Regions from separate parts of the Mus musculus genome. Here all the other regions are linked to region 2. A link is a loop called in an ENCODE intact Hi-C map of the cell type or tissue named here. Cell type or tissue: left cerebral cortex. All regions are shown on one strand. Each heading gives the region's core, and the rest is flanking DNA. Links, peaks and the distances in the headings are about the cores only.

The links. Peaks named below come from ENCODE experiments on the same cell type or tissue, not always from the same donor. Only the 100,000 strongest peaks of a DNase experiment are listed, where the experiment ranks them.
Region 1: a loop joins it to region 2, with 2.2 times the contacts of the local background. A loop is called at or near these places in 2 of 42 quality-filtered maps.
Region 3: it touches region 2 in a loop (6-fold over the local background); 38 of 42 quality-filtered maps call a loop at or near these places.
Region 4: a loop joins it to region 2, with 2.3 times the contacts of the local background. A loop is called at or near these places in 9 of 42 quality-filtered maps.
Region 5: it touches region 2 in a loop (7-fold over the local background); 21 of 42 quality-filtered maps call a loop at or near these places.

The regions. Positions count from the first base shown.
Region 1 is chr1:134,328,810-134,334,954 of GRCm38, reverse strand. It overlaps Ppfia4 (protein tyrosine phosphatase, receptor type, f polypeptide (PTPRF), interacting protein (liprin), alpha 4), which reads left to right. Exons shown (of 29, transcript NM_001374777.1): 2 at 2,027-2,665; 3 at 5,708-5,809. The coding sequence starts at 2,432. Among named protein-coding and RNA genes, the nearest start is that of Ppfia4, 13 kb to the left of the region's middle. In left cerebral cortex, for the core only: a CTCF peak has its summit at 2,875 (motif pointing right); DNase peaks (open chromatin) are centred at 1,823, 2,010, 2,584, 2,882 and 1 more place; H3K4me3 peaks cover 308 bases; H3K27ac peaks cover 622 bases.
Region 2 is chr1:133,909,003-133,915,147 of GRCm38, reverse strand. Prelp (proline arginine-rich end leucine-rich repeat) reads left to right here. Exons shown (of 3, transcript NM_054077.4): 2 at 1-703; 3 at 2,367-4,844. The coding sequence ends at 2,542. It also overlaps a transcript of Optc not described here. Among named protein-coding and RNA genes, the nearest start is that of Optc, 4.9 kb to the right of the region's middle. In left cerebral cortex, for the core only: a CTCF peak has its summit at 3,554 (motif pointing left); DNase peaks (open chromatin) are centred at 3,549, 4,823 and 5,769; H3K27ac peaks cover 685 bases.
Region 3 is chr1:134,045,686-134,051,830 of GRCm38, reverse strand. Fmod (fibromodulin) reads right to left here. Exons shown (of 3, transcript NM_021355.4): 3 at 3,551-5,357. The coding sequence ends at 5,206. Among named protein-coding and RNA genes, the nearest start is that of Fmod, 12 kb to the right of the region's middle. In left cerebral cortex, for the core only: a CTCF peak has its summit at 2,870 (motif pointing right); DNase peaks (open chromatin) are centred at 2,876 and 5,231; H3K4me3 peaks cover 267 bases.
Region 4 is chr1:133,957,978-133,964,122 of GRCm38, reverse strand. No RefSeq gene overlaps it. Among named protein-coding and RNA genes, the nearest start is that of Bmncr, 16 kb to the left of the region's middle. In left cerebral cortex, for the core only: a CTCF peak has its summit at 2,273 (motif pointing left); DNase peaks (open chromatin) are centred at 2,211 and 4,141.
Region 5 is chr1:134,104,239-134,110,383 of GRCm38, reverse strand. It overlaps the pseudogene Gm8618. Among named protein-coding and RNA genes, the nearest start is that of Chit1, 3.9 kb to the left of the region's middle. In left cerebral cortex, for the core only: a CTCF peak has its summit at 3,416 (motif pointing right); a DNase peak (open chromatin) is centred at 3,423.

The DNA.
Region 1 (6,145 bases), core at 365-5,364, 420 kb before region 2:
CCACCCCTCCCCCTGTCTAGTGACCAAGACCAGGGTCTTGCACAAGCTTTCAACAAACAGACAGACAGACACCCCCAAAACCTAAGTGGTTGTGGGGGGCTACAGAGAGAATGTGAGCGCACTGTTAATGAGTTTGGAGAGGGAAGGTGGGGCCCCGGGGCCTTTCAGTCTCTCAGCCTGGAGCACTCAGGATGAAGGGGCTCGGAAACACTGGGCAGGAGATATTTTGGAGAAATTGCTGCTGTCAGCATCCCCTAGGGCAGTTTATCAGACTGGAGTAGCCATCTATCCTGTGTTCCCAGCTGCTCTGAGGTGGGGAGGGAGCATGGGCTGTCTGACCACAACTTTCCACCGTTGTTCAGCTGGTGGGAAGGATCTCCACGAGAAACGTTCATATCTATTTCTCTGTCTGGGAGCATGTGTGTTTGCCCTAGCTCTTTCCTTGTTCCCTTGTCTGCCCTCTGTGTGTGTGTGTGTGTGTGTGTGTGTATGTGTGTATATGTGTGTGTGTTTGTGTGTGTGTGTGTTACTGGCTAGAGCCATGGCACCTCTGGGTATGGCTGTGAGTTCTGGGGTTTTCTAGCTGTTCCTCTGTCTCCTCCCTTGCTTGTCCCCCAATTTTGCCTGTTTTGTCAGCAGACTGGTTTTCTCTGTTGAGCTCGGCCCTGCCAGAAGCCCACATCTGATCTCTCACTCGTACAGGCTCTTGCCCCTCCTTGGCTGCTTGCTTCACCTGCTGAAGTGCCCTACATCTTTAGAAATGGGGTGGGTGAGGTGGGAAGGACAGCACTACTTATGGTCTCCAGAGTAGCAACCATTGTATTGGGACCTTTCTGCAGTTTTGGAGTTCTCCAGTGGATGACCTGAGGACATTCCCTGTGAGAGCCGATGAAGCCAGTGGCCTAGCCCTGGCCAGGAGGTGGAAAACTGACGGTGGTCAGAGAACTTTGCAGCTGAGAACTTCTAACTTCCATGTCCAACCTTCCTGTGCTGTGACCTCTGGGCCCCTGGCCTGTGCATGTAAATGGTCATGGTCTGACTGGTGACTTTTGGTAGCACCAGCAGTGGGTAATTACCTAGACCAAGGGAGCAGATTGCCAGCCATGAGTAAGCTGCCTCACACAAGGTCTTCCTCTGGAAGCGTCCCTTTTCATTCCCATTTCCTTTTTTTTTGAGACAGGGTTTCTCTGTCTAGCTCTGGCTGTCCTGGAACTCACTTTGTAGACCAGGCTGGCCTCGAACTCAGAAATCCTCCTGCCTCTGCCTCCCGAGTGCTGGGATTAAAGGCGTGCACCACCACGTCATTCCCATTTCCATAAGGACATGGGGAGTCTTTGTCATCCAGTCTCCAACAAAGAGGTGGAGGCTGCGGACATACACTGGTCTGCGTGCATTCTCCTCAGCAGACTTTAGAAGTGGGAAATGACAAGCCAGCCTCATCCCTGAGTTATGGGCATCCTAGCAGGTCAGGGCTCTGCCTGCCCCACTGCCCAGCCTGAGCCTTGCTAAGACCTCAGCCATGTTATGGGAGTCCAGCCTGGGCGGGGGGGGGGGGGGTGTTTCTCCCATCCACTAAGCCTTTTAACCCCTTCTGTGCCTACCTTTGCTTGAATGTGGGAGAGGAGGCTATGGGGGGGGGGAGGGGGCGAGATACCCCATTTCCTTTCCTTCCACCTTCAGGTCTCAGGAGGACTCTGGGCAGCCTGCCGGCTGCTCCCCTACCGCTGACTGAATCATTTCTATATTTGGCCAGCAAGCCACGTGGGTGGGGAACCACTGTGGCTGCACTTCTGACAGCTGCAGGAGGTGGGGGGCAGGGGCTGCAGGCACAGAGACTAGGCAGGAGGCATGTGCATTCCGTGGGCAACCTAACAAGGTGCCACCAACTCGAGAAAGCCCCGAGAAGGGCATGTGCCAACCCACCCCCCATCCTCTCCCACTCTGGTTCAGGGCCCGCCTCCTTTGCTCCTCCCCCGATGCCCTGCTCTCTTTCAACTGGTCCTCACGGCACTCTCTTCTCCCACAGACCACACCGCCCTCCAGAAACCATGGGTGTTGCTAGACCCAGCTGGGATTCTGCCAAGCTCTGGTGCTCAGTCTAAGACAAGGGCTGCCTTCCAGCCCTGTTCGCCCAGCCTGTCATGGCCACACACCGATGCCTCCCGCTTGTGTGGGGACACAGGGCACCCAGCCCCAACCCTGAAAGGTTAAGCCAGGCCTTCTGGCTCCATTCCACAGGGACACTGCAGGCCCGAGGCTCCTTTCAGAGCAAGAGCAACTGATGTCATGGGAGAAGCCCCTACCCAACTGTCCACTTGCCTGGCACTGCCTGTTCTGAGACCCACGCCCTGGGTCCTTCTGCAGGTGCCAACCCCGTGAGCTCCCTCCCACCCCCTGACCCGACGCTGAGAAGGCTCTCTCCATTCCCATCATGTGTGAGGTGATGCCCACAATCAATGAGGGGGACCCCCTGGGGCCCCCCCACGGTGCCGATGCTGAGGCCAACTTTGAGCAGCTGATGGTGAACATGCTGGATGAGCGAGAGAAGTTGCTGGAGTCCCTTCGGGAGAGTCAGGAAACTTTGGTAGCCACACAGAGCCGGCTCCAGGATGCCCTTCACGAGCGAGATCAGCTCCAGCGCCACCTGAACTCCGCCCTTCCCCAGGTAAGGTTCCAGACTCTCCCCAGCTCCTTTGACGTTATCGCCTTTGGCCCTTCAGTCTCTGCATCTCTTTGCACATCACATACTGGAGTTCACAGAGTATTTGGCCTTCATGTCCCCTCCTAAGTGCAGCTGCCCGGATTGGCTTCACCTGGAGAAGTGAACTCAGAAAGAAAATCCAGCCATGACTGCCAACAGTAGGGAGGCCATACTACCAGTAGGTGGCGCCCTAGACTGGAAAGAAACCTCCTTTCTAACTGAGTTGACAGGAAAGGGGAATCAAGGAAAGTAGAGTTAGGAGAAGCAGCAGAGATCATCCTTCGTTTCCATGAAGATAAGAGACCTCACACAGATAACCATAGGCTGAGCTAAACCTCAGGGCCAGGTGTCTTGGCGTCCTATTTCACGGTCCTCAATAACACCTCCAGCAGCTAAAACCTTTCATTTATTGTGTATATTCTGTGGGCTAGGTTTTCTTTATCCATCATCTCAGTAGATTTCCCACAATGAAACTCGTACAGTTAGGGCCATCACCCTGTTCTGTCAGCGGTGAAACGGGCGCTTAGGGGAATCAGTCAGTGGCATATTGCCCTCCAGGTGGTAAATAGCAGCAGGAGGGCTGTGTCTCCCCCACCCCCCAAGACAGTGTCTGTTCTCTGCTTTATTTCCTCTTTAACACATGGGTTCTGGAAATCTGAGTACCCACTTATACCAGTACCTTTTATACTTATACCAGTAGATATTCTGGGGATGGGGATGCGTGGTTAGAGGCTAGAGACTTGCATAGGAACCCAAGTTATCCTACAGCTTCTCCGAGAAGGTGTGGTCTGCCAGGTCACCAAGTCCAGGGAGGCTGGAGTTTGTCTGTCTATACGTAGAGTACAGAGTCTACTCGGCCAGCTTGCCTTTTCCACCTCTTCCTAGGAGAGAAATGGGTTTGCGTGCTCTGCAGGACCACCCTGAGCCAGTGGGGGAGAAGCAGCCCAGAGGAGTCAAATAATTCAAGCCTCGGCTGCAGGTCCCTTCTCCAAATCTAGGGAGAGCCAGGGCTGAGCCTGGAGTGGTGAGCTTCAGTCCAGTGGCCTAGAGTCTTGTGGTAGTTTATGTCTTAAGAATATGGACCCTGGGGCTGGTGAGATGGCTCAGTGGGTAAGAGGACTCGACTGCTCTTCTGAAGGTCCGGAGTTCAAATCCCAGCAACCACATGGTGGCTCACAACCATCCGTAACGAGATCTGACTCCCTCTTCTGGAGTGTCTGAAGTCAGCTACAGTGTACTTACATATAATAAATAAATAAATAAATAAATAAATAAATAAATAAATCTTGAAAAAAAAAAAAGAATATGGACCCTGGTGGAGAGGAGGTGTGGCCAGGTGGACCCTGGCTACCTTGTCCATCACAAGCCCTGGGTAATATATGCAAGATTACATAGCTAACTGGGGAGAGCTGAGATTTGACTTCTGGTCTTCCCAACAGTTTATAGTCAAAGCTTCATTGGGGGGAGGCAGTGACTGGCAAGGGTCGGATGCTCTTCAGGGAGGAATACTTCCTTCCATTCCAGAGTCTGGAAAGCCCCTGAGGAGGCCGAACCCTTTGGAGGTGGCCTTTGGAAGTGGAATGTGAGCTCCTCAGAGGGTGACAGAGGCTGTGTAAGGGGAGATGTCTTGCCCTGTGAAGGCGTGCTCCATAGATGGTTAATTGATGTTTGGAAACAGTAAGCCACCAAGGTGATCAAGGTCTTGGGGTACTCAGAAAAAAGCCACCAGAGAAAAGTCTGAAAACTAGTCCTTAACTTTATGGACAGGCTTGCCCGTTGGGGGATTCTCCTGGCAGCAGGCTATCACATGAGTTAGAGCTGGAGAGGGAGGGCACAGCATGCAGGGTAGGGAGACAGGGCAGCTGCCCAGCGTGGGGCCAAAGGAGAGGAGAGTGTTAGAGACCATTAGGGGTAGATAGTATTGTGAGATGTGGGCACCCCTTCAAGTCCTCTCTCTAGGGGTGTGTGTGTCCCCGTATAGGTATATGTGTGCAAGCTGGGGGTTAAAGCAGTGTCAGGCTCAGGCCTCAGCTTCCAGATAATGAAATATTGAACTCTCCTTCACTTTGGCTGTAGACCTAGATAGAAAGGGAGTAATCAGGACTAGGGTGACAAGTCCTCGTTTTCTCCCCGTCTGGCTCTCTGGTCCCTTGCCACTCCCCACAACTCCTCCATCCCCTTTGCCTGGTCTGCAGCTACAGTGCTGCCTGTGGTTATGAGTTCTTGGTATTTACAGGGGGCCACAGAGGAGGGGCGAGGCCCCAGCCTCTGCAGTCTGTGTAGACTTCATGGCCACAGGATGCAGCCACTCATCCATCTGAGAATGGTTCTGGGGACCGTGTGGTGTCATCAGGCTGGTGGGATGTGGTGGGCCTGGAACTTCAAGGAGAGCACTCTTCCCTTGTAGTTTGTTTAATAGTAGAGCGGGGCTTGGAAAGACCTCTACATGGCAGTGTGGGGGAGTTTCCCCTCGGAAGGGACAGTCGGTATATGCCATCAAGTGCTGAGCTGTAGACTTGGCTTGATTGAATAGGGTTCCCAGAAGCCAGGGCGGGCACCACAGGGCTGTGTCCTTCCACTCTCATGTAGGTGGGTCTTTCAACCTATTTGTTGTATTAGCTATCTGCAGCTTGCAAAGCCCGTGTGTGTGTGTGTGTGTGTGTGTGTGTGTGTGTGTGTGTGTGTGTGGTGATGGCACACATGAGCTTTATTGCATCCTTCTAGAGGGTGAGTGTAGTCTGGTCACTGGTGACTGGAGAGGCAGGCCTTTCAGGGCAGACTTACCCGTTTCTGTAAGCAGTCCTGTTTCTTGGAATCCTAATATGTTCTTCACCTCCAGTAGTTCCCGATAGCTGTAGGCTTCCTGCACTGCCAGGGGGCCAGGCTGGGATGTGAGGGAGGTGGGCCGATAAGAGGGTGAATAAGAGAAGCCTCCCATGGATTTGGGTATGCAGGGCACCGGTTGGAGGTGAATCCTAAGCACTGAGGGTTTCTGGGGGCTTTCAGGAATTTGCCACTTTAACTCGGGAGCTAAGCATGTGTCGGGAGCAGCTTCTGGAGCGGGAGGAAGAGATATCTGAGCTGAAAGCAGAGCGGAATAACACAAGGGTAAGTAAGGGGTGGTCTTGTGCGTGTGCGCATGCGCACCCTGCCACAGGAGCAGGCAGCAGCTTGGCTGAGCAGGTTCTGCCTCCCATCCTGGGGTTACGGGCAGACAAGGACACCTAGTCCCCAGCACTGGGTTCTTGCTTGTGGTTCCTGGGTCACAGCGGGGTTGGTTGAAGTTCTGGGGGAGAGGCCAGGGTAGCCACGCTGGGGTGGGCTGTTTAATGGAGGAGCAGCTGTTTATGGACATCGTGCTTGGTGATCCTGTGGGCCCTGCTTTGTAGCCCTTGGGGCGCATGCCCATGGCCCTCTCCCCCCCGCCCCCCATGCTCTCTCCCA
Region 2 (6,145 bases), core at 817-5,816:
AGCCGAAACCTGCGAAGGGTCCCCGTCATCCCACCCCGAATCCATTACCTTTACTTGCAGAACAACTTCATCACTGAGCTTCCTCTGGAATCTTTCCAGAATGCCACGGGCCTGAGGTGGGTCAACCTGGACAACAACCGAATTCGCAAGGTGGACCAGAGAGTGCTGGGGAAGCTCCCCAGCCTGGCATTCCTCTACATGGAGAAGAACCAGCTGGAAGAGGTGCCATCAGCTCTGCCCCGGAACTTGGAACAGCTGAGGCTGAGCCAGAACCTCATTTCCAGGATCCCGCCCGGAGTGTTCAGCAAGCTGGAGAACCTGCTGCTCCTGGATCTGCAGCACAATCGGCTGAGCGACGGCGTCTTCAAGGCCGACACCTTCCAGGGCCTCAAAAACCTCATGCAGCTCAATCTAGCCCACAACATCCTGAGAAAGATGCCCCCCAAAGTCCCCCAAGCCATCCACCAGCTCTACCTGGATAGCAACAAGATCGAGACCATCCCCAACGGGTACTTCAAGGACTTCCCCAACCTGGCCTTCATCCGCATGAACTACAACAAACTGTCAGATCGCGGGCTCCCCAAGAACTCCTTCAACATCTCCAACTTGCTGGTGCTCCACCTGTCTCACAACAAGATCAGCAACGTGCCGGCCATCAGCAACAAGCTGGAACACCTGTACCTCAACAACAATAGCATAGAGAGTGAGTTGGGGAGGTGGGGCAAAGGGGAGAGAAGAGGTTCGGGGCAGCCACACTTTCTCAGGAACACCACTGTGAGGTAACAAGAAGCAACTACTGGGACAGTGGTATAGCAGCCGTCACCACCTCCTCCTCCTCCTCCTCTTCCTCCCCCCCTCCTCCTCTTCCTCCTCCTCCTCTTAGATAGGGTTTCTGTAGTCCTGACTGTCCTGGAACTCAATCTGTAGTCCACAGATCCACTTGCTCCTGCAGGTGCTGGATTAAAGGTGTGCACCACCACCCAGTTCAGAAATCTTTCTAATGTGCACATAAGACCTTACATTCTGCCGGGCGGTGGTGGCGCACGCCTTTAATCCCAGCACTTGGGAGGCAGGGGCAAGCAGATTTCTGAGTTTGAGGCCAGCCTGGTCTACAAAGTGAGTTCCAGGACAGCCCCTGTCTCGAAAAAAAAAAAACAAAAAAAAACAAACCAAACAAACAAACAAAAGACCTTACATTGTGTCCTTAGCATTGAAGACAAGGAAAAAGAAACCCCACTAGTTTTGACTGTGGCCTCACTATTTTCTGCGTCTGAGTAACCTTGAAAAGATACTAGACCCATATGGAATGTCTCCTTACCTGTAAAATGAGGGTGGCAGTATCTTCTAACACAGAATCAGTAGGATGACTTAATCGTGTATGGATGGAGTGCGCTGAACATCATGCTTGAAAGGCATGAGGTTTTCTTTCTCTATCCCCTCTCATCAGCATCAGCTTCTCTGGCCACTGGACCTGTAGATCAGACAGACACAGAAATACTGCTAGCTGTTCTCCTAACAGTAGAACAGAGATACAAAGTGCTACGTCCTGGGCCTGGCCTGCCCGCTGCAAAAGAAGCCAGCAGCAGTCATGACAAAGGCCTTCCCAGATCTGAGCCTTGGCTTTTAGAAAGTCTGTGACGGGGAATCAGAGGCAGCTACATAGTCAGGGTATAAAACAGCTAAAAACTGTTTTCTGATTCTATTGGAAGATTGTAATGTTCAGCTAGGACAGTTTCCACAAGGAACACTCACAGAGTCCCGAGTTTGATGTGCCAACTGTAGCCCAGAGCATGAGGCTCAGTCCTCTTCAGGCAAGTGTCAGGCCAGACATGGCAGTACACATGTGTAACCCTGGCGCTTGAGGAGTGGAGGCAGGAGACTCAGAAGTTCAAAGCAGGCTTGGACTCCATGAGACAAAACAAAACAAACAACAACAAAACTCTGTCAACTGGGCATGGTGCCTGTAATTCCGACTCTGGGAAGAATGAAGCAAGAAGATTGGGAGTTCAAGGTCAGCCTAGGAAGTAAAATCGCCTCTGAGAGCATTGCCAGAAAGGCTCAGAGAAAGACGCTATTGTTCAGTTGTTTAGTCCTCGAATAAACCATTCCTGTAGGAAATGACCCCTCCATGATCATCCCCAACTGAAATCATTTTACAACTGAATAGATTGGCTCTGAAAATTAGATGATTACAATCATACCTGCTCTGGAAATCAGGTGACCTACAGTCATACTTTCCCAGAGTCACCCTGTCCAGAGAATAGGATAGACAATGGAGCCCACACACTCTTGGCTCTCATCCCCTTTCTCCTCTCCCGTGCTGCCAGTTCCTCTGTGGCTGACTTCTCTCCCTTTTTCCTCCACAGAAATCAACGGGACCCAGATTTGCCCCAACAACCTAGTGGCCTTCCATGACTTCTCCTCGGATCTGGAAAACGTGCCCCACCTGCGCTACCTGCGGCTGGATGGAAATTTTCTGAAGCCTCCCATCCCACTGGACCTCATGATGTGCTTCCGCCTCCTGCAGTCCGTGGTCATCTAGGCTGTGCCCAGAGCTGGACCTCCTCTGACAGCACTTGAAGGCTGGTGGCCCAAGCTCTGGGGTCCACTGTTTTTATCTGTCTCCCTCTCTCGCTCCCAGCCCTGCCCTTCCTCTCGTCCCTTCGTGAGGATGGTAAATACTGTATAACCTGCTCCGGCTCTAAAGCAAGATTCCCCACCCAGCCCAAAGACACCCTGCCAGCCAAGACCTCTGCTCTTCTTTGGTCTCCCTTTGCTTCAGAAACACAGGTGTACGCCAACAGACATATCCCCTCTCTTCCCCCACACCACGAGTCTCTCATGGGTAAGGCTGGGCCATGGACTGACATCTTATTTTAGTCTTAGCCGAGTCAGAAGCAGAAGTCATTCCAGAGGTGAACCCTGGAAAGTTCCTCCATTGAGAACTCCCCCATTTGGGTAACTGTCTCAAGAAGGCCGACAAATCCAGGTCTCCTAGGCCTGAGATCCCTTCCAAAGCTGTCCTCTGCCACTGTTTCCTGACACCAGACAGATGTCACCCTGTTCCCTACTGTCTCGAGTTCTTCAGAAAGGAAGTGTGGGGGATGACTAAGGTGGGGTGGAGGGTCAGGGTTTCCCCACAACTTCCAGCCTTTCCTCCGCTTCCCATCTCCCTCCTTTGGGGCAAACACAGTACACACCCTCTTGGCTGGGCCTCAGAAAGGAACAGCCAGGGACAAAGTGGTGCAAGGAACTAGACTTTGGCTAATAGGAGGGTAGCTGTGGGGTCAGAGCCCAAAACTGGGCCTATGTGGATGTCGCCAAGCCCTGCAATCTCCCTTACCCAAACTTGACAATGGAGGGCCAAGAGGCATCACACCACTTCATCTGCTCTCTATTATGTGTGAGACTCAGTCGAGTCATCCCACCCCAAGGGCAGTTCTTGAGAAACAGAGGAAGAGGTGGAGCACCTGGGAATCTCCCAGAAGCCTCTTCCATACTGGGGATTAGCCTCTACCTCTAAGGCCGACTCATCAGCGACATCTGGTGGCTGGTGGCATGATACTGCAATTCCCTGATTCCCTAGGGGAAGAGGGCCATGGGCTTTCTCCTACTGGGTCTGAAGGAAAGGGCAGAGGCTGGGGGTTCATTCCTATCAGGAGTGATTGTGAATGAGAAGTCTTTGAGAGTCTAAGGGAAGCTAGTTTGACAGAGGCCTTGCCAGGGCTCATTTTGCTCTCGGCTTCCACATCTGTAAACTGAGTCCCTCCCAGAGCTCCTGTTTGTGCACCCTCTTCTAGAGCACACCTAGCGCAGGACAAGTGGCATCACCCATTCTCCCTCTGCAGTTAATTTATTCCCTGCATAGAGTGTCCCTCCCCCGCAGACTTGCTACCCTCCTTTCCTAGCCCAGGTGAGCAGCTTGGCGGGTTTCCAAGAACCTGGGCTCCCTGCCTTTCTCTTCTTCCCTTCTCCTCCCTCACCGGAAGGCTGCCTTTGCCCTGCCACACTTGCCTGGGTGGAGAAGGATGTGGAGATGAATGTTCTAGAAGTGAGTGAGGCACAGGACCAATTCTCCTTAGGCTGGGGGAGTCTCTGGAGGCTTTTTCCTCTCCCCAAGATGGTGTCACACAACTGTTTTAAAACATTGGATTAGGCTGGGCCCTATAGTCCAGAAACCCCATTTATATTCCCCATCACCTTTCTCGCATTGAAAATAGAGCCCACTTCACACAACCTCTTTTCCCTGCTGTGCAACTTCCTCACCCTAGTTGCAGCTGGTTTCTCCAAGGCTCCTGCTTAAGTCAATGTATCATTACGGCTGAAAGCAACCTGGTGCTACAGCCTGGACAAGCCCCTTCTGCACCTATGACAACCTGCAACTTTTGCCCCTTTCAGGAGGCCCACAGGGATCACAGCTCCTGTGGCTGCTAGGGATGGGGGCAGGCACTGATCCTGCAAACCTGAACTAGCATCCCACCATCAGCATCCCATTATCCAACCGTGGACCTTGCCAGCTTCCTCCACTGCTCTCTGCAGCCATCAGCTAGAGGGACAAGAGTTAAACTGGCTTTACAGGAAACACACACAGTGCTGGTTACCTTGAGGTTTAGAAAGCCCCTCCTCACACAAGTTTATTCAATCAGTGCCATTAGCATTTATACATGCAGGTGCATGTGTGTGCATATGTGTGTGCATATGTGTGTGCGCGTGCATGCGCCAGCTCTCACCCTGTACATCTTATCTATTCTCCAAAAGACCATGTTAACTCTGATACAGCGTCCGCATTCCAGCAAGCTTCACAGCAGAGGAAATAAAGTCATATGGAAAACACCCAGCACAAAGCTGACTGTGTGAATGAGTCAAAGGCAGCAGGACTACTTAAAGCCGTCTTTTCTCCAGCTCCCTACTGCTCGCTGAGAAGATAGGGAGAGAGAAAAAAAAATTTGTCTTAAAAGGTGTGTTTTAAATTTGTGTGTATGAGCACTTAGCCTGCATGTATGTATGTGCACCACATGTGTGCTTGGTGACCACAGAGGTTAGAAGTTGGCACTGGATCCCCTAGAACTGGAGTGATGAGTGGTTGAGAGCCTCTGTGTGTGTGCTGAGAACCAAATCCCAGTCCTCTAAATGAATGAGTAAGTAATGAATGCTCCTAGCTTCTGAGTCATGGCTTCAAGCCCCCCAAATACCTTATTAAGAAACTCCTAGCAGCCAGGGGTGGTGGCTGCCATCCCAGCACTCAGATGGCAAAGACAGGCAAACCTCTAGGAGTTTGAGACCAGTCAAGGCTACATAGTAAGATCTTGTTTCAGAAAGGAAGGAAGGAAGGAAGGAAGGAAGGAAGGAAGGAAGAAGGAAAGAAAGAAAGAAAGAAAGAAAGAAAGAAAGAAAGAAAGAAAGAAAGAAAGAAAGAAAGAAGAAAAAAGGGAAGGGAAGGAAAAGAAAGAAGAAAAAAACTTCTAAAAGAAATGTCGCAAAGCCTCTTCTTAGACAATATCCTCAAAACTCATAACCTTCATGTAAAAAATAAAAAAGTATCCCTAAAGTCAGTCCAGAAATCTAATAGCTCCACTTGAAATCAAAGCAGCCATGTTCTTTGAAACCACCAATGTCAAACTGTGGAGGGTTTCTCAGTGCGCAGCACCAAGGCACTGCAGGAAGAGTCATCTTTTCTAACTAATTGGAGAAATACAGGGTGCACAGGAAGTGCCCAGGGCAAGCAGCCAAGGACTAAATCATCTGGAAAGATCTACAGGCCACGCACAAGTTCAAAAGGACAAGAGTAGTTGCCAGGGCTCTCTTTAGAGGGGATTTGGCTACCGAGGGGGATTCTCAACCCGCCTAACCTAGGCTGTCTTGTGGAGGATGAAAACTAACAGATGCCCTCGGCCAGCCCTACCTGCCTGGTGTGTGCCAGGCAGGCCCCAGGAAGGAATTCAAAGCTGGAGGATGCATACCCCATGCCATTGGGGAATTAATTTCTTGATAAGAGGGTGGGGTGTATGCACGAATTCTTTTCTCTTAGTTGTAATGATGTTAACTGTATGCAACTCAGCCTGGGAAGTCTCGCGTGAGCCGGCTCTGAAGAATGAAAGCGTATGACTTGGAAGGAGAGGAGATACGAATCGGTAGCTAGCTAGGC
Region 3 (6,145 bases), core at 389-5,388, 140 kb before region 2:
TTTTTTTTTTTTTTTTTTTTTTTTTTTGGTTTTTTGAGACAGGGTTTCTCTGTGTAGCTCTGGCTGTCCTGGAACTCACTTTGTAGACCAGGCTGGCCTCGAACTCAGAAATCTGCCTGCCTCTGCCTCCCAAGTGCTGGGATTAAAGGCGTGCGCCACCACGCCCGGCTCAAATCGTTCTTTTCTTAAGTCTTTCAGGTGCCAACGCAACAAGGGAAGGTACCTAACCCTGCACATTAGTGTCAGGGAAAAGGGGACACTGTTAGGATTAAGTCTGACCGTGTGGTGCATAGATCTTTCAGACTGGATTGCAGGGAGCGTTTGCAGGGGTTTGGAGATGCAGACTAAAGAACCCCTAGTGATACCTTGGTGGGTGACTCTGGTGGGGGTCAGTAGACCTCCACCCCCACCCCGTGCCAATGCAAAGACAAACAGTGCAGGTCTGGTTCATGAGGTTTGGTTGGCTGGTTTTGTTTTTTAAACAGAGTCTCTATAGCCCTGGCTGTCCTGGAACTTACTGTGTAGACAAGGCTGGGCTGGAACTCACAGTGATGTGCCTGACACTTCCTCTCGAGTGCTGAGATTGAAGGCGTGTGCCATCATGCTCAGCTCTCTTGAGGTTTTGAATGTGAACAGGGACTCAAGGAATTTGGACTAGAAGCCATTTGCATTAAAGGATGGCAAAGGTTTTATGTATATTTTTCCCATGTTCTGAAATTTGAAGTGAGGCTAAGGTGAAATGTAATAGATAATTCGGTGGAGGAAATATCAAGATAGCATACGGGCTGTGGCATGGCTGGCTGCTTTGGGGACGGTTTACAGTGAAAATCAGGATTAAAAATAATTTCAGAGCAGAAGGATGCAAGAAGCACATAGTTTAGCCATGGCTGTTTAAGGTTATAGATAAAGAAACTAACTGTTAACAACAACAGTAGAGGAAACTGGGCACTTTGTACTAAGACAATAGGACGGTTCCTCAGGGCGCTGCAGAATTAGTGAGACTTCAAACAGGATTCAGGGTGTAAAACTGCAAACTCATTTGAAAGACTTCTTTAAAGAGAGCATGCCAATGGGGTGCCCTACTCACAAGGGTGTGCCTAAGGGCAGCTTTTCCTGGGTTCAGCTGCCTAGGCACTCAGAGACCTCTGTAGCCATAATCCAAGGAAGCCCAGCTACCACTCAGGCCAGCAGTAGAACTCGGCATTGTATACACCATGCTAGTTTTCTAGGTATGAAGAATGCAAGAGTTTTGGGGTGATGGAGGTTTCCTGCAAGGTTCCAGAGAAAAGTCTGTGTGGCCAGGCGACATGTAGTTATGCTGTGGAAGAGGTCTGGATGTCTAGGCACGAAGCAATGGAGAGAAAGTCTGAGCTGCAATGGAGACCCTGTGATGCTGCAGATGCCAGGAACATAGACTTTCTAAGGAGCATGACTCAAATAAAGAGACCGTATGCACTGCAAGCATTATAAGGACTATGGCCAGGGCAGCTAAAGTCCATTGGAAATCACATCATGTATGCTGTCCTAAATGCTGGGCATGCAGCTACAGGAGTTGACATTCCCCCTGCTGGGAGTTGGTTTTGCCTTAGTTCCAGTTCTCCCCTTACATCCCCATTCCTCTTTTAGGAACAGGATGTTCCCCCTGGACTATAGACTGAAACCGGGCAGCATCCTTTTCACTCACAGGGCCTCATGGCTAGAAGGTTGTCTTGAGTCCCAGGAGAGTCTTTGAACTTTGGTCTTCTGAAAGGTCTTGGGATTGTTAAGACTCTTGAAGTTCGAGTTGAGCAGGGGATGGCACACACCTCAGCACTCAGTGGCAGAGGCAGGTGGATCTCTGAGATGCCAGGCCAGCCTGGTCTACAGAGTGAGTACTAGGATAGTCAGGGCTACACAGAGAAACCATACACACACACACACACACACACACACACACTCATAAATATATACTTATTATATATAATATGATTATATATAAAATATATAATTATATATTTTTTAAAGGCTTTTGAAATTGGGTTAAAACATGTGAGAAGCCCGAAAACCTCTGGAGGCTGGGGGTGGGCTCTAGAGGCTGGGGGTGGGCTCTGGAGGCTGGGGCGGGCTGTGCTGGTTGGGATTGTCCTTCTCAGGCTCCCATTTGAATACTTGTTCTGCAGCTGGCGGTGCTGCTTTGGGAAGCTATGGAACCATCAGGACGTAGAGCCTAGGCAGAGGCAGGTCCTAGGAGTGTGCCTTTGAACGACATATTGCTTCCTGCGTTGCTCTCTGCTTCCTGGTCTGCTGTGATGTGAACAGCCTTTCGCCACACACTCTGTGCCATGAACTGAGTTTCTCCCTCCCGTGGTAGAGTGAGAGCCCATGAAACCAAGAGGCACACTAAATCCTCCCTCTCTTAAGTTGCTTCTATAGGGCATCTGTAGAAGCAATCCCAAAGAATTAGTACAGTTGACGTAGCTGAGTTGCTAACAGTCAAAATTGAAAGGCAGTTGTGGTTTGGGCAGACCCCTCCATAAGTGTCCCTTCCCCTCCCCCTTCTCCAGCACCCCCCCTGGTGCCAGATCTTCAAGACTCGCACATCTCCACATTCCATCATAGAATACTCTCCAGGGCATCGTCAGCTCACTCTGGAGTTGGGGCAGTCAGAATTTGGCGTATATTCATCTCAGCCGCTTCCCTTTTTCCCTGACTGGAAGCCACACGTGCAGCTTCCATCATTTCAAGGCAATGTTAAGTGTTTAGCCTGGCACTTGGCACCAGAAGGGTTTCAAGAGACCCGTTCTGAGAGGAGCAGAGAGTAGGTAGGCGACTCCCTCTCAGGTTTACTTCTTCCAGAACCAAGTGGGTTGTGCATGGTGGTGCAGCGTTCAGTTTCTGACAGGTGCCACTAGAGGGCAGCAGCCATTAAGGCAATAATACCCAGGTTCAGTCAGATCCAGAATTACTCGGTTGACAGGAGAGGAAGAAAAGCATGTAGAATATGTGTGTGTGTGTGTGTGTGTGTGTGTGTGTGTGTGTATTTCTGTGTGTGTTTATTTGCATGTATGTGTGTTTGCCTGTATGTATTTGTGTTTATGTGTTTATATGTTTGTGTATGTTTGTATGTATGTGTTTGTGTGTCTATGTGTTTGTGTGTATATTTATAGGTGTTTGTATGTGTATTGTATATGTTTGCATGTGTATGTTTGTAATGTGTTTGTGTATATGTTTGTTATGTGTCTGTGTGTATGTTTGTATGTGTTTGTGTGTTTGTATGTTTGTTTGCCTGTATGTATTATGTGTTTATAAGTCTTGTTTGTGTGTTTGTGTATGTTTGTATGTGTGTGTTTGTGTGAGTGTGTTTGTGTGTGTTATATGTGTATTTGTGTGTATCTCTGTGTGTCTCTGTGTGTCTTTGTGTGTGTGCGTGTGCAGGACAAATAATGACAATAACAGAAACAAAAATAACAAACAAAACCCAGCCCTCAAACTCCGTTTTTCTTTCTCTTGCGAGACAAAAGGGTGGGTAAATAGTGAGAATAGATCTAGGAGCTTTCATACCACAACACTTGCTAACTTGAGTTTTTATATAGGCTACTCTTTATAAAGAGCTGACACGGTTCAAGGCCTGTGTGTCTAGGTACCCCGAGGCGATGCCGAGGGCTGCCACCAACCATTCCATCCTTGCAGATGCACTTATAAAATAACTTTATTGGTTAGGTTGGCCGCCATTCATGCTTGCTTCATGCTGAGGGCTCTTCAGAGGCAGGATGGTGATACATGCAGGTGCTTCCCAAGAACCCTGGCCAGGGCAGCCTTGCTCCGCAGGTGGCACTCCCCGGTTGAAACAAGCTGGTTTGGCTTTTGTGGATTGCAGTTCTGGAACCCGTAGCACAGTCTAAGCACCCCGCCCCACCCTGTCCTTTCCAGAGAAGCTTGCTCCCAAGTGCACACAGAGTCAGGGGTCTAAGGCAGGGACCCACCTCAGGCTAGCATCTTACAACTGCTTCTTGCCACTCGCTACCCTGGTGGCTCTATCCCAGTGGGGTCTAGAAGAAGCTGTTGGTTGTACCTAGGCAATATCACCTTTAAAAAGGAGAAGATGGGGCTGTTCTTAGACAAACTACAAATCACAGGCACCACTGGGCATAAGGCGGACTGCATAGTGTGAATGCAGAGGAAGCCAGGTCTAGTGTCGGCAGGACTTGGGCCTGGCAGGGCTTCTTGCACCCCAGTGAGCATCTCCACAGGGCTGGTTCCTGATGCTCTAGCATTATGGACAAACGAGCTATTGAGATCACCCCCTAGTCTGGGTTAGTGGGTAGGTCCTCGGCGGGTGGAGTCTGCCTCTGCCATTTGCGTAACAACCCTTCATACTAGACCAAAGGATGAGCAGAGGCTCTTTCTCATGTTTTGAAAACCACGCTTGCCCCTTCGATACTAAAAGCCCAAGAAGGGGTGCAGATCATGTTGTGTCAGATGAAACTGGAAAGGGGGCTGCCCCTTCAGTTCTGCTATCCTGAGGTGTGTCTCTTCCCCATCTTACTATGGATACTGATAATGACCACTGGACACTTCCCTCCTCTGATAGATCCTCCATTATAGAGTCGGTTATCCCCTATGTTAACAGCTCATCATTATGGTGTTCAATATGGTGACTTTAAACAGGTGAGGTGGGGGTAAGTGTGTGATTTTAGCCATCCGTTTAGCCTCAGATAAGAGTGTGCCCTTAGGGTGTGGGTGTCTCCTGACTGCCTAAGACATTAGAAGAGGCCCCAGTGAAAGAGGGCAGAGAGGGTGAGCTGGGGCTGGGAGGAGGTGACTGGGCAAGAGGTGTGTTGTGATGTTTTGAGGAGCAAAGAGCAGGAGCCCAGAGCAACTGCAGAAGCAGCTGGCCATGCTGTTGAGCACAGCTCAAAAAAGGTCAAATTGGAACTGGTTATATGCTACTGTCCAAGCAAGAAGATTTTGGGGCTAGACTCTATAGCTATATTTCTTTTACCACCAAATTCATCCCCCTGCAGAAACTGGCCTGGCCCCTGATCCCACCTAACTCTGCCTGTTGGAAGGAGATTGAATAAGATCCTGTGGACTTCTGTCACATGCGTGTCCCAGACCATCCAGCAAAAGCCAAACATGCAGCGGGGTGGCAGGGCATGTACCCCGAGCCCGGTGCACGGTGCACGGTACTCGGAGCCCGGAGCCAGGAGCCCAAGGCGAGGCCCCTCAGATCTCGATGAGGTTGGCGAGGCGCAGGCAGAGTGGGGCGTCCACCGGCATTGCGCTGCGCTTGATCTCGTTCCCATCCAGGCGTAGCACCTGCAGCTTGGAGAAGTTCATGACGTCCACCACCGTGCAGAAGCTGCTGATGGAGAACTCTGGCGGGACAAAAAGGGAGGGCGGGTGGGAGAAGCTCAGCTTAGGAAACAGATACAAAATGGGCACAGAGGGCCCCTTTGAATCCGCTGAAATAAAGAATAAAGACTGGGGTGGGGGTGGAGTGGAAGAGTTGAACGGGGGGGGGGGGGTGGTGCTAAAGTATTGGAGTCAGACGGATTGGCACCGTTGGGGACCATGCTGGGAACAGAGCACGCTGGGGAGGTGTGAGCCTCCCCAGCTCAACCTCTTACCCCCCTAATTCCCACCCCCTGCTTTGCTCCCCAAATGTCCCGGATGTCCTTCCCACCGGGCCTTGTTTTTTCCCCCTGTGGGCAGCAGGGGGAAGCAGAGGGTAGGTGGAGCTCACAGCTTCTCTAAAGGTTTGGCTGCTCCTGGAAGGACCGCTTTGCTGATGGCGGCACACTGCAAGAAGGCCACTCCAGGAATAGGGTACACTATTTTTGAACATTTCCTGTCATTTTGCAGGTACGGAAAGTAGTAGGACGTGAAAGAGAGAAATCCTGGCCTTAGAGCTGAGTGTCTGGGTGCCAGAGCCTTCAGGGGACTGGAAGGGGAGAGCAGGCTAGAAATGCCAAAGTCAAATAAATAGCCAGGCATGCTGGCAGAAGCCCTTTAGCCTCACTAGGCAGGCAGAGGCAAGCAGATCTCTGTGAGTTCGAGGGCAATCTGAACTACACAGTGAGTTCCAGGACAGCCAGCGTTACACAGAGAGACCCTATCTCAAAAAAAAAAATCCTAAACCAAACAAAATCAAATAATCCCCCTG
Region 4 (6,145 bases), core at 347-5,346, 49 kb before region 2:
TATTCAATATATACAAAGAACTCAAGAAGTTAGACTCCAGAGAAACAAATAACCCTATTAAAAATGGGGTACAGAGCTAAACAAAGACTTCTCAATTGAGGAATACTGAATGGCTTAGAAGCACCTAAAAAACGTTCAACATCCTTACATCAGGGCAATGCAAATCAAAACAACCCTGAGATTCCATCTCACACCAGTCAGAATGGCTAGGATCAAAAACTCAGGTGACAGCAGATGCTGGCGAGAATATGGAGAAAGAGAAACACTCATCCATTGCTGGTGGGATTGCAAGCTTGTACAACCACTCTGGAAATCAGTTTGGCTGTTCAATTTTCTGAGGATCCAGCAATTCCACTCCTGGGCATATAGCCAGAAAATGCTCCAACTTGTAATAAGGACACATGCTTCACTATGTTCATAGCAGCCTTATTTATAATAGCCAGAAGCTGGAAAGAACCCAGATGTCCTTCAACAGGGGAATGGATACAGAAAATGTGGTACATTTATACAATGGAGTACTACTCAGCTATTAAAAACAATGAATTTAGCTGGGCAGTGGTGGCACACGCCTTTAATCCCAACACTTGGGAGGCAGAGGCAGGTGGATTTCTGAGTTTGAGGCTAACCTGGTCTACAGAGTGAGTTCCAGGGCAGCCAGGGCTACACAGAGAAACCCTGTCTTGAAAAAAAAAAAGGAAAAAACAACGAATTTATGAAATTCTTAGGCAAGTGGATGGATCTGGAGGATATCACCCTGAGTGAGATAACCCAATCACAAAAGAACACACATGATATGTACTCACTGATAAGTGTATAGTAGACCAGAAGCTGGGAATACCCAAGATAAAATTTGCAAAACACCTGAAACTCAAGAAGAAGGAAGACCAAAGTGTGAATACTTCGATCTTTCTTAGTAGGGAGAAACAAAATACCTATGGAAGGAGTTACAGAGACAAAGTGTGGAGCAGAGACTAAAGGAACGACCATCCAGAAACTGCCCCATCTGGGGATCTATCCCATATACAACTACTAAACCAAGAAATTATTGTGGATGCCAACAAGAGCTTGCTGACAGGAGCCTGATATAGCTGTCTCCTGAGAGGCTCTGCCAGTGTCTGGCAACTACAGAGGTGGATGCTCGCAGCCATCCACTGGACTGAGCACAGGGTCCCTAATGGAGGAGCTAGAGAAAGGAGCCACGGAGCTGAAGGAGTTTGCAGCCCCATATGAGGAACAACAATATGAACTAACCAGTTCCCCCAGAGCTCCCTGGGACTAAACCACCAACCAAAGAAAACACATGGTGGGACTCATGGCTCTAGCTGTATATGTAGCAGAGCATGGCCTAGTCGGTCATCAATGGAACGGGATGCCCTTGGTCCTGTGAAGCTTCTATGCCCCAGTATAGGAGAATGCCAGGGCCAGAAAGGGGGAGTGGGTGGGTTGGTGAGCAGGGGAAGTGGGGAGGGGGGATGGGATACCAGGAAAGGGGATAACATTTGAAATGTAAATAAAGAAAATATCTTAAAAAAAAAAGAGCGGAGAAGTTCTTTGATCAGGTAGGATCTAGGCATGTGTGTGAGCCTTCTACCTTTCCTCCAAGAAGTCTTCTTGGACAGCCTCATTTCATTCACTCAAGCATTCATTCATTCAACAAATACTGAGCTTCTCTCCCTCATCATAGGACCAGTGAGGCAGCAGGCACTGGATGTGATTTAGCAGGTGATGCCCCGAATCCTGCAGCCAATGGGCTCCAGTGGCACAGACCCTCAGTAGCATCTCTTCTGAGTCCCTTGATGCACCCACCTGCTCAGGCTCTGAAGTGTGCACCTTGTGGGTCCATGGCCCCATAGGCAGACATCAGGGCTCCTTCAGTGTCACTTTCTGGGTGGCTGCCACAGTGCTGGGCACTTGTAAGTACTCAGTGAATGTCTAGATATGTGTGGCTTCCCAAGAGCGTCGAGTTAAGCAGGAAGTTCCCCAGCTTTTCCCAGTCCCAGCACAGCCTTCCACCAAGGAGGGATGCAGAAACCGAACAGAGACCTTTGGAATGAAGAGGACAGGAAAGGCCTGGGCTGGCTGCCAGCCCCGGATGCCTCTGGACAAGCAGGGGTCCTCGGTCCTCTGTGTTCTGGAATGTGAGAGGCGCTTGCCAGGGAATCTTAAAAACAAAGTGACTCCTCCCCAAACCTTTGCTCCTCACCCTGGACAGAGCCACGCTGGCAGAGCCGGTTGGACCTTCCTCACAGTGCACGGGTGCCCCTTGGTGGACAAAAAGCCGGCCCCGCTCATGATTCCTGAGGACTGGTGAGCCATTAAAAAGGAGGATTCTGAAGCCATTGTCCCCACAGCCTATCAGCGGACCCTCCATGGCATGAGTCTAAGTCCGCACCAGAGCACTTTCTCTGACGTGTGGCTGGAGCCACGGGCCTGGATTCTTGGCTGACCGCACAGTACGCTTACTGTCAGTGTCGGCTGACCTCACATCAGGCCAGCCTGAGCCTCCGTGTCACTCCCCTCCAAATTAAGAACTGTGACACAATGCATTTGAGGCAGCTGTTTTTTAATCAGATGAGGTCTGGGCATGTATATGATCCTTCCCCTCTGGCAGGGACTGTGCCAAGCTATCTGCCATACCTGAAGGTCCCAGACTCTGTCAACCGCCCTGGGCAGGCAAGAAGGGCAGAATGAGGGCAGCAAAGCTTTTCAGCTTGTGTCATGGGGATAAGATAGAAGGTTAGAGGAGGCAGGACCCTGGGGTGCTGTAGAACTTGGGAGCACCCACTGTTCTTTTTTCTTTCTTTCTTTCTTTCTTTCTTTCTTTCTTTCTTTCTTTCTTTCTTTCTTTCTTTCTTTCTTCCTTCCTTCCTTCCTTCCTTCCTTCCTTCCTTTCTTTCTTTCTTTCTTTCTTTCTTTCTTTCTTTCTTTCTTTCTTATTTCACAGCAAATAACAGGCTATGTGTGAGGCTTCTGACTACCCCACCCCCACCCCCATACCCCATAGAAAGTCCTGTCCCTGTGACTGATCCTGGGCTCTTGGCTGGCTCCTCCCTTCTTAAAAGGCAAGCCTCCTGGGGAACACTGTCAAGCTCCCCTGCTCAGAGTTGAGCCAAAGGTAGAAATGGATGTTCAGGGGCCATAGGCAGCCACAGAGGCAGGAATTGGGCATGGAAAAGGTCAGGTGGCCAGAGACGCGAGGCTGGAGTAGGGGTAGTTGGAGGGATGGCAGCATGAGGAGCTGTCTACTCCTGGGACAGTGAGGGTACTAGCATTCCCGGGGTGCTGTGAGGTGGTGTTGTGCAGGCTTTCCCACCTTATTTCCTTAAGCCTTTATTACAGTGGGGACCGTACCTTCTGTGTTTTGTTTGGTTAAGATTTATTTATTATTATTTGTTTGTATGTGTGTGTATCTGTGTGTGTATGTGTGTGTGTGTGTGTGTGTGTGTGTGTGTATCTGTGTGTGTGTGAGTGTGTGGTGTGTAAATGTCCAAGGGGCATGCATGCCCTGGAGCTGGAATTACAAATGGCTGTTAGCTGCCTGGTGTGGGTGCTACCAACCAAACCCAGCTCCTCTGGGAGAGCAAGTGTTTGTAACCACTGAGCCATCTCTGTAGTGGGACCCTGTCCTGCTCAATAGCAAACGGAGCCAACGTAAGGGAGTCTAAGCACCTTGATTTAAGCACCACGGCAAAGCGGTGGTGTGTGCATTTGAACTCAGGTCTGCCCATCAGATTCCACTTGGTTCCTTAACCCTCAACCAGCAGTTCATCTAAGAGTAACGAGGCTGAAGCCGTGGAGACATGGAACTTGAGGTCCAGATGTCTGGAAGCTTAGGGTTGAACTAGGCCTACCCGCCTCTAATAGAAGTTAGATTTCAGTTAGAATACTGCCATGTCTTAATTAGACAGTCAATTGATTTTGAGGGGAAGTTAAGGAACCAACAACCCCCGCCCCCTTACTCTTGTCTCTCTTCTTCCATCCTTCCCTCCTTCCCTCTGACATGATTCATGGAGCGACAACAACTTGTATGAAAAGGTGTTAAGTCTAAAACACAAACACGCTTAGGAGCCTGCAGCCCCCATTCTTGGAACTCACGATCCCTTGAGAAGCTCCAGGGAGCAGACGCAGCTGTTCACACCCCCCTCTCTCCATACAGTTTTCCCTCCCTGCCTTACTTCTGCACCCAGGCCCTGTCAGGCACAGTAAGCTCCCATTTCTCCTTGAAGCCTCAGCGGCCTTAACTTGGAGACAGAAGGCCCAGTTCCTCCCTTCCCAGAGCCACCCTTGGGTCTGGCTGTAGGAGAGGCGGTGGTGAGCCTTGAACAAACAGGAATTGACATGTCTGAGCCTGTGGGCTCTACATCTGGACACAGCTGGACCTGGGGCAGCCCAAATTCTCCAGGTCATAGGTTACACCAAACTGACTTCCAGTCCTGGAACAAACGAACAGTTCCTTGGCTGCCGGCCTTTCTTTCTCATAGTTGCTGCTGGCCCAGCTAACCTCAGAGCCACCACACCCCATTCCTTCCATGCATCAGCACCAAAGCAATGCTGAGGGCTTAGGGCCAGTACCCAAGTCCAGTCCTAAAGCAGCCAGCCGGCTGCATCTCCCTTCCCATTGATTTCTCTATATACTGTATCGGGTCATTTCCCCATCCGTTCCAACCATACTCCCCTTCTCTTTCTTCTCTCCCTTTCTTTCTTGTTCTGGAGAGATGAGAAGGAAATGCATTGACAGGAGAGCCTAGGCAGGAGAGAAGATGGACACACTAAAAGGAATGATGTCCACCTCATGATAGCTGTCGCTCCAGTGAGCCCTTCCTCCAAAGCTTCCATGGAACTATTTCAAGGTGAACAGATCATACCTTCTAGATTATTCTGGTTAGCCCTGCTTCCAAACACTTTGTTCCACTGCCAAGCTGCAGTGGACTATGAGTAAACTGTCCTAATTTTGAGTTAGGAAATAAGGCTACATATCTCTTCCTCTTGACGAAGCTGGTATATTCAAACTGCATTACATATGTGTCATTCTGTACACATAGCAGGAACGCACATGGACGAACGGACACACACACACACACCAAACTAATAGATAGTACAGTGTCGTTAACTGCATTAGGGTCCACTCTGGACCTCTAAACATCATAGGTTTCTGCAGGTCCCTATCTGCTCCATATCTGCTGCCGTCTCAGTCTCAGCCTCATGAATAACTCTGTATCAGTAGCTAATGCAGCATAACAAATCGTGTCACCGACACTGAGAGAAAACTGCAATCATCATTTTTATTTGTTATTTCTATTGTGTGGCTGGGTGTGGCCTCTGGGTCTTGAGGTTGTACTTTAAAATGTCTCTGGGCTTGGGATGTAGCTCAATGGTAGGAAGCGCGCCTACCTGCGTGAAGGTGGAGGCAGGAGGAAGGGAAGGAGGGCCACAGTGTCTGACGGTGCGAGTGGGGCTGGGGCTGGCCGGCTCGGTTGGCAATTTGACCATGGGAGAAAGCCTCAGACCCTCTTCAGGAGGGTAAGGACCTTCTTGCAACATGGTGGCTGGGTACCAAAGCATTCAGACAGAGAAAGCCTGGGAAGGCTGGATGTTTTTTATGATCTGAAATATAGATGTCACCCTGTACCACTTCTGCTGTGCTCCCAGTGGGTGGAGCAAGCCCAGGCCTCACCAGTGAAAAGGAAAGAGAGTGTAAATCATGCCCCTCCATGGTAGGAGACTCTCATGGTGCTAAGACATGGGATCAAAATAAAGGTGTGGGGCTGGAGAGATGGCTCAGTGGTTAAGAGCACTGACTGCTCTTCCAAAGGTCCTGAGTTCAATTCCTGGCAACCACATGGTGGCTCACAACCATCTTGTCTTAGTCAGGGTTTCTATTCCTGCACAAACATCATAACCAAGAAGCAAGTTGGGGAGGAAAGGGTTTATTTGGCTTACACTTCCATGCTGCTGTTCATCACCAAAGGAAGTCAGGACTGGAACTCAAGCAGGTCAGGGAACAGGAGCTGATGCAGAGGTCATGGAGGAATGTTCTTTACTGACTTGCCTCCCCTGGCTTGCTCAGCCTGCTCTCTTATAGAACCCAAGACTACCAGCCCAGAGATGGTCCCACCCACAAGGGGCCTTTCCCCCTTGATCACTA
Region 5 (6,145 bases), core at 732-5,731, 200 kb before region 2:
ACACACACACACAGAGCAGCTAGGTAGTTTTAGACTTGTCCTTGACTTCATAGTCATATGGCCAACCGTGTGTGTGGGGGGTGGTGAATCTCAAAGAAACAAACTAAAAAGAAGAAACTGCCCTGATACATTCATTTGCTGCTAATTGGACAAACCCAGTCACATGACCATACCTAAGTGGATGGAAGTCTGGGAAATGTAGTCCTCCAGGGTTTTGTGTGTGTGTGTGTGTGTGTGTGTGTGTGTGTGTGTGTGTGTGGTGGGGAATACTGGAAGATGTATGTATCTTACCATGAGAAGACTGTTAACTGGAGCCTCAGAAGCACAGTACGTACAGTACGTAGTGGAGTCTGGAACATACATACACAACACCCACCTCCACCCACCCACCCACCCTCACTCACCCCCAGCCCCTCTTCTTCCAAACCCAGATAGTCTGGGATGTGCGATGACTTCTCTTGAGCCACCATGACCATTCCCATCGTCATACTCTTACTTTTAACCCCACCAGACTCCCAGAATCAGCTAGAAACTTTTTTTTTTCAGAATATGAAAATTTATTCCTATGTTTCCATTGTCAAATTTTATGATCTTGGCCGTTCTTTCTTGCCTTTGTATAGAGCCAACAGAGAAACATTGGCTACTTTAACCACCTTAAAGCGGACTCCAGGAACATCACCTACAGCATGACCTTTTCGACCAAATCCAGCAACCGGAACTTCATCATTTTCCTCAATGAAGTTCAGGCAGCCATCATTGGGCACGAACGCTGTGATCTTCTTGCCGTTTTTAATGAGCTGCACCCTGACGCGCTTCCTGATGGCAGAATTTGGCTGTTTGACCTCAACCCCTACTTTTTCCAGCACAATTCCCTTTGCATGAGAGGCGCCCCCAAACGGATTGGCCTTCAGGGCTGTGCCCAAGTGGGCTTTCTTGTACTGTCTATCATGCCACTTCTGGTCCTGTCGGTGACTGCGGAGCTTCCGGGCAGTTCGGAGACCACGACACTTGCCCATCTTGCGGGCGCCACGGGCCTAAGAGAAAGCTTTTTTGTTTTTTGTTTTTGTTTGTTTGTTTGTTTTTTTCTAGACAGGGTTTCTCTGTGTAGCCCTGGCTGTCCTGGAACTCACATTGTAGACCAGGCTGGCCTCCAACTCAGAAATCTGCCTGCCTCTGCCTCCCAAGTGCTGGGATTAAAGGTGTGTGCCACCACGCCCGGCTCTAGAAACTTCTTATGAGGGCTGATTGGGAATCTAGAGAACAGATACCCTCCACCCCTTATAAGGACCTGTAACTAAGTCTACTTAACAGATCCTGAGGCAGGCTACCCTGGTGAATCCACTGTGCTGAGATGCTCTCAGAAGGGTCTCAGGCATCTGAAAGCCAGCCAGGGGCAGAAGCCGAGAGTGGAGTATATTGTGCACTCTCGGCTCAGAGCCGGCTCTTGGTGGGCATCAGAGTCTCACATGCGTCTATTAAAGATTTCCAGAGGCAGACATCAACCTTTGGCCAGACAATCCTTGTTCACAAGTTTAGAGTAGAGCCCAGAAATCTTTCTTAGGTCATATCTTCTTCAACATTTATTTGAAGTTGTACATTTTTCTGGTTTACTTCCAAAGGGAGCCCCTCCCCCTCTCTGATAAAATTAAGACTCTGGCAAAATATCCTGTTTATCCTTTATGGACCCTGGTTTTTGACATAGTACTCACATTCCTCCATGTCACTGTGCTGATGCATTCGGTTTCTATACAACGCTAGGCCGTAAGGACTATTTTCCTGACTGACAATATGTCGGGAAACAGAGGTTCAGAGATGGAGCTCTGGCTGCCCAAAATAACACTGATCTGCTGAAGTGGGACCCGGGTCCCAGGCAATGGCTTCAGATCCTTGTCCTGTAATCACTGGGCTGCATCTTCCCCGGGTTCCCTGGGTGTCAGGTTGATCTATTCTAGGGTGGCTCTTGACTATACGAGAGAACCAAGGAGGAAAGGTGACCAAAAGAAACCCTCTCCTAGGTGACAACAGGAGCCTTGAGGATTGCGTGTCACTCACTCCAGCAGACACACAGCCTACAAAGGTCCCTGGAGAGGTAATATGACGTCCCAACTTGGAGCCCATGCTGCAGGTAGCCAGGACTAGATAGGAGTGGGGAGAGCCAGCCCCTAACTCAGTCAAAGCACTTACTGATGATGAAGGTCCAGCGAGCAGAGACCAAACAGCCAGTCCCATGAAAAGCAGCACGTGTGCTCTGTCCCGACTGTGTGAGACACGAGCGGCCTCATGGCCCTGGGCATGCTGAGCACAGAGGGAAGGTGCCCAGGAGTCCCCTGGTAAAGACAGGCCTGGCCCACGCTCTCTGAGGAGATTCTACGTGACCTCCAGCCATGCCCTGGGTATGTGATATGCACTTCAGTGCTCCCTGGTCATCTGGGGTGCCCCCCAACCCCACTGCCCTTGGATGGAAGCTTCTTCATGGGAGAGATGTCACAACCTCTTGTCCCAGACTTAAGTACCCCCTACAGGCCCTTGGTCTGTTAGGGGCTTTTTCTGTGGATTCCTGTCTCCACCCACCTCATGAGTAGTCAGTCAGCAATGATCGATGTCTGCTCACCTCAGCTGTTCCTGGCAGAATGGGATTGGAATAGGGAAATGGTTCAGAGCTGGCCGGGATGGGGTGGAATTAAGAAGGGAGTTGGTGCAAGTGAGATGGTTTAGTAGATAAAGATGCCTAAGGTAACCTGATGACGAGTTTGATACTTGGGGCCCACATGGCAGAAAGGACTTTGGGACCCGCACGACGGAAGTAGAGAACCAAAGTTTTCTCTGACCCCTCGCCCTTCCACTGTGTTATGTTTATGTGAGCGCACACATACAAACACGTACACTGTAAATAAACTAAAATGAAAAGTGCCGGGGAGTAGGGCTATGGTTCGGTGAGTAACCTGAACTTGAAGGCATTTGCTTACCAAGCCTGAAAACTTGAGATGAATTCCCAGGGTCCATGGTGAGAAGAGAGAATTGGCTCCAAGTGTTGTCTTCTGGTCCTCACAGATATGTGCAAACAAATAAATAATAGTGGTGTTGGTGGTGGTAGTGGTGGAGGTGATGATGATGGTGATGGTGATGGTGATGATGATAACTTTTAAATGAAAAGAGGAGTGTTGGCTGATAGGGCAAGATCTGGAAGGAGGCTGACACATGAGCTGCCTGTAACTCTCTGTGAGCACTTTGAACACCAGCATCTCTTTCATACAGCAGAGAGAGGACGCCTAACTTTGGAAGGATGGGCAGAACTCACTGTTGCCTCCTAAAATAAAAAGAAAGAGATCACTGGGCGCCTACATCCTTCATCTTCTCCATAGAGTGAGACTTTTCCCAGCTTTTAATGGGCCCATCTTGGGGTATGTTCTCAAAGTGACCAGCAGGGGGAGGAAGACCTCCATTTTGGTCCCAAGCGGCACTTGATGGGGAGGGACCTGTCTGAATAGGTACGCTCCAGGCCAGGTGTGACTCAGCCCAGAAAAGGAACCTGTCGTTCCAAGAAGTCTGAACTGAGCCTGGATGTTTATTTATAAAGACAATCACTATTTCCCACTCTGACTTCCTCTGAGAGTGTTTGTGATTGGGAGTCTCTCTCTCTCTCTCTCTCTCTCTCTCTCTCTCTCTGTGTGTGTGTGTGTGTGTGTGTGTGTGTGTGTGTGTGTGTGCATGTATAACCCTGTCTGTGTGCAGGGGAGTCAGCCTAAATCCTGGACTCTGGCTGTGACCACCAGGATGATCCCAAATCTTGGAGAAGGGAACTGTGGAGTCAGGGCCAGGTCCCCTTCTGCAGAGACAGAGAACATGTGCGCAGATACCTTCTGCAGGAGAGGGATCTATGAATGATTCCCATGAGGGACATTCATCTAGGATGGGCATAATCTGAGAGGCAGGCAAGAAAGGTTGACCAGGCCCCTCTCCACTGCTTTTTTGCCCCTCCTGAACCCATCCCCTCTCCCTGGACACTGACGGAAGGGTCATCTTGAATTCCTCTTCAAAATGGGGCATGGGCAGGAACCTATAGAACAAGAGGTCATTGAACCATAACCCTGTGGAAGAAAAGCCCTGGAGGAAGTCCTGACCAGGGTCAGGTGTTGGAGAGGATCAGTCCAGTGGCCTCCAGAGGAGGTGATGTAACCCAGACCTTCACCCTTTACCCTGTGTCCAAGCAGGTGACAGGAGATGGCTACACTATTACTCCTGTCCTTCAGGGTCTGGTGGCTCACATGGTAGGCCTGATAATTCAGGGCTTTACAGTTTGCCATAATTTTGAACATAAACTGATTTTGCAAGGAAGAGCAGAAAGGTGAGCTCAGAGAAACTTGTGTAAACAACCAGTGCACTGCCCACACCTGTAGATTTAAATTCTCAGGTCGAGCCTAAACTAGTTCCTTAAGTGGCCTCTGCCCCTCCCTCTGCTGTCCCAACTTCCTGAGGAACAGCAGGTCGGGTCTTGGCTTAATAACTCTGTAGCTTGTTTTGTTTCCACCTTCAGATTACACTACCTGGCTAACATCTACAGGCTTGGCTCTCAGGCAACCACATATGCAGGAGACAGGTGTACAACAGACTGCTACTGTAATCCCGTGTGGTGAGTGTGCAAATATGTCTAAAAGGCTGGTGTAGGGAGAGTGTATAAGTGTGTGCACACAGGCTGGGTGCTGGGGATGAAACCCTGAGACTACACCCTGTCCTACATCATAGCCTGGGGTGCTGGGCATTTGTCAGCTTAGGGCATCCATTCTTCCCAGGGAGGCCCAGCAAGGCAGAGGGAAGGGCTTCCAGGAGGGTCACTTCACACATGAGAGGTGTGTGATGTGTGTGGGAGATCGGGGAAAGGTGCCTTAACTCTGCCGCATCTAAGTCCTCAGCACTGCGCACACAGCAGCTGCTCAAGCCCCCACCTTCTTTCCCTGATTGATGGAGACATCAGTCACTAAACACTTCAGACACCTTGACAGAACAAAAGAGAGGATATGCGTTGAACAGCCCTGAGAGCACAGTGTCCAAATCATCGTGGCTCTCATCGTTGGCAGGTACTAGGTGGTTTCCATGTCCCCAGATGGCAGGTTTACAGTCACTGTCTCCAAGCAGATCCTGGTCAATGCTAGTCCCTGCCGCAGACCACTTCTGCTTTCCTGAGTGCTCCTCTCCTCTCCTCTCCTCTCCTCTCCTCTCCTCTCCTCTCCTCTCCTCTCCTCTCCTCTCCTCTCCTCTCCTCTCCCCACGATGAAGCGCCCACTGGGCACAGTGTCCTCAGAGGATGTCAAAGGCGTGGAGAAGATCTGAAGATGCCTCTCAGCCTTCACCACACACCTTTCCTGATGTGCTGTCATCCAAGAAGATAGGCTTCCAAAGCCAGTGCCTGCGACAGCACCCTACTGTGTGTGACCTTGGTGCACTCTAGGACTGTGAGTTCTGAGTTCCAAATCTGTTGGCTGCAGCTCTCTAGCCATGCAGTTGCAGAGACAATTGCGGGAGAAATGGCAAGCCTCACCATGTTGCTCAGGCTAGCCTCCAACCCCAGGGCTTAAGCCATTCTCTTACCTTAGCCTGACAAGTAGCTGGGCATGCCATAGCCATAGCAAGAGAGGATTACAGCGCAAGCATGAGGCATGCCTGTGCCTGGGAGGCAGCATGTATGCACATGTACACAGACACATATTTGTAATTAAATGGTGATTATGATGGTGTGTGTGTGTGTGTGTGTGTGTGTGTGTGTGTGTGTGTGCATGCAGGTCTTCCAGTGTCAAACTGAGTTTATGGAGGTCAGAGAACAACCTATAGAAATCAGCTGGGATTGAATGCAAGCCATGAGGCTTGCAATACACAACTTGACCTGCTGAACCATTTCACCAGTCACCACCACTCCTCAGTGTAAAAAGAAAAATTCAATGTCTTTGTGTCTGTCTGTCTCTTTCCTTCCACTACTAGGATTCAAAGGATAAAGGTTCATGGAATCAGACATGGTAAAGTCACCCTGCCCTCCTTCTCTATCTCTACCCAGAATGGACCTGGGACCACTGGCTAGGGTTCCCCTCCCAACCCACTGTGGAGTCAGCTTATCCTTAACAGGCTCTTAAAGTGAAATGTTTGCTTGGATGTC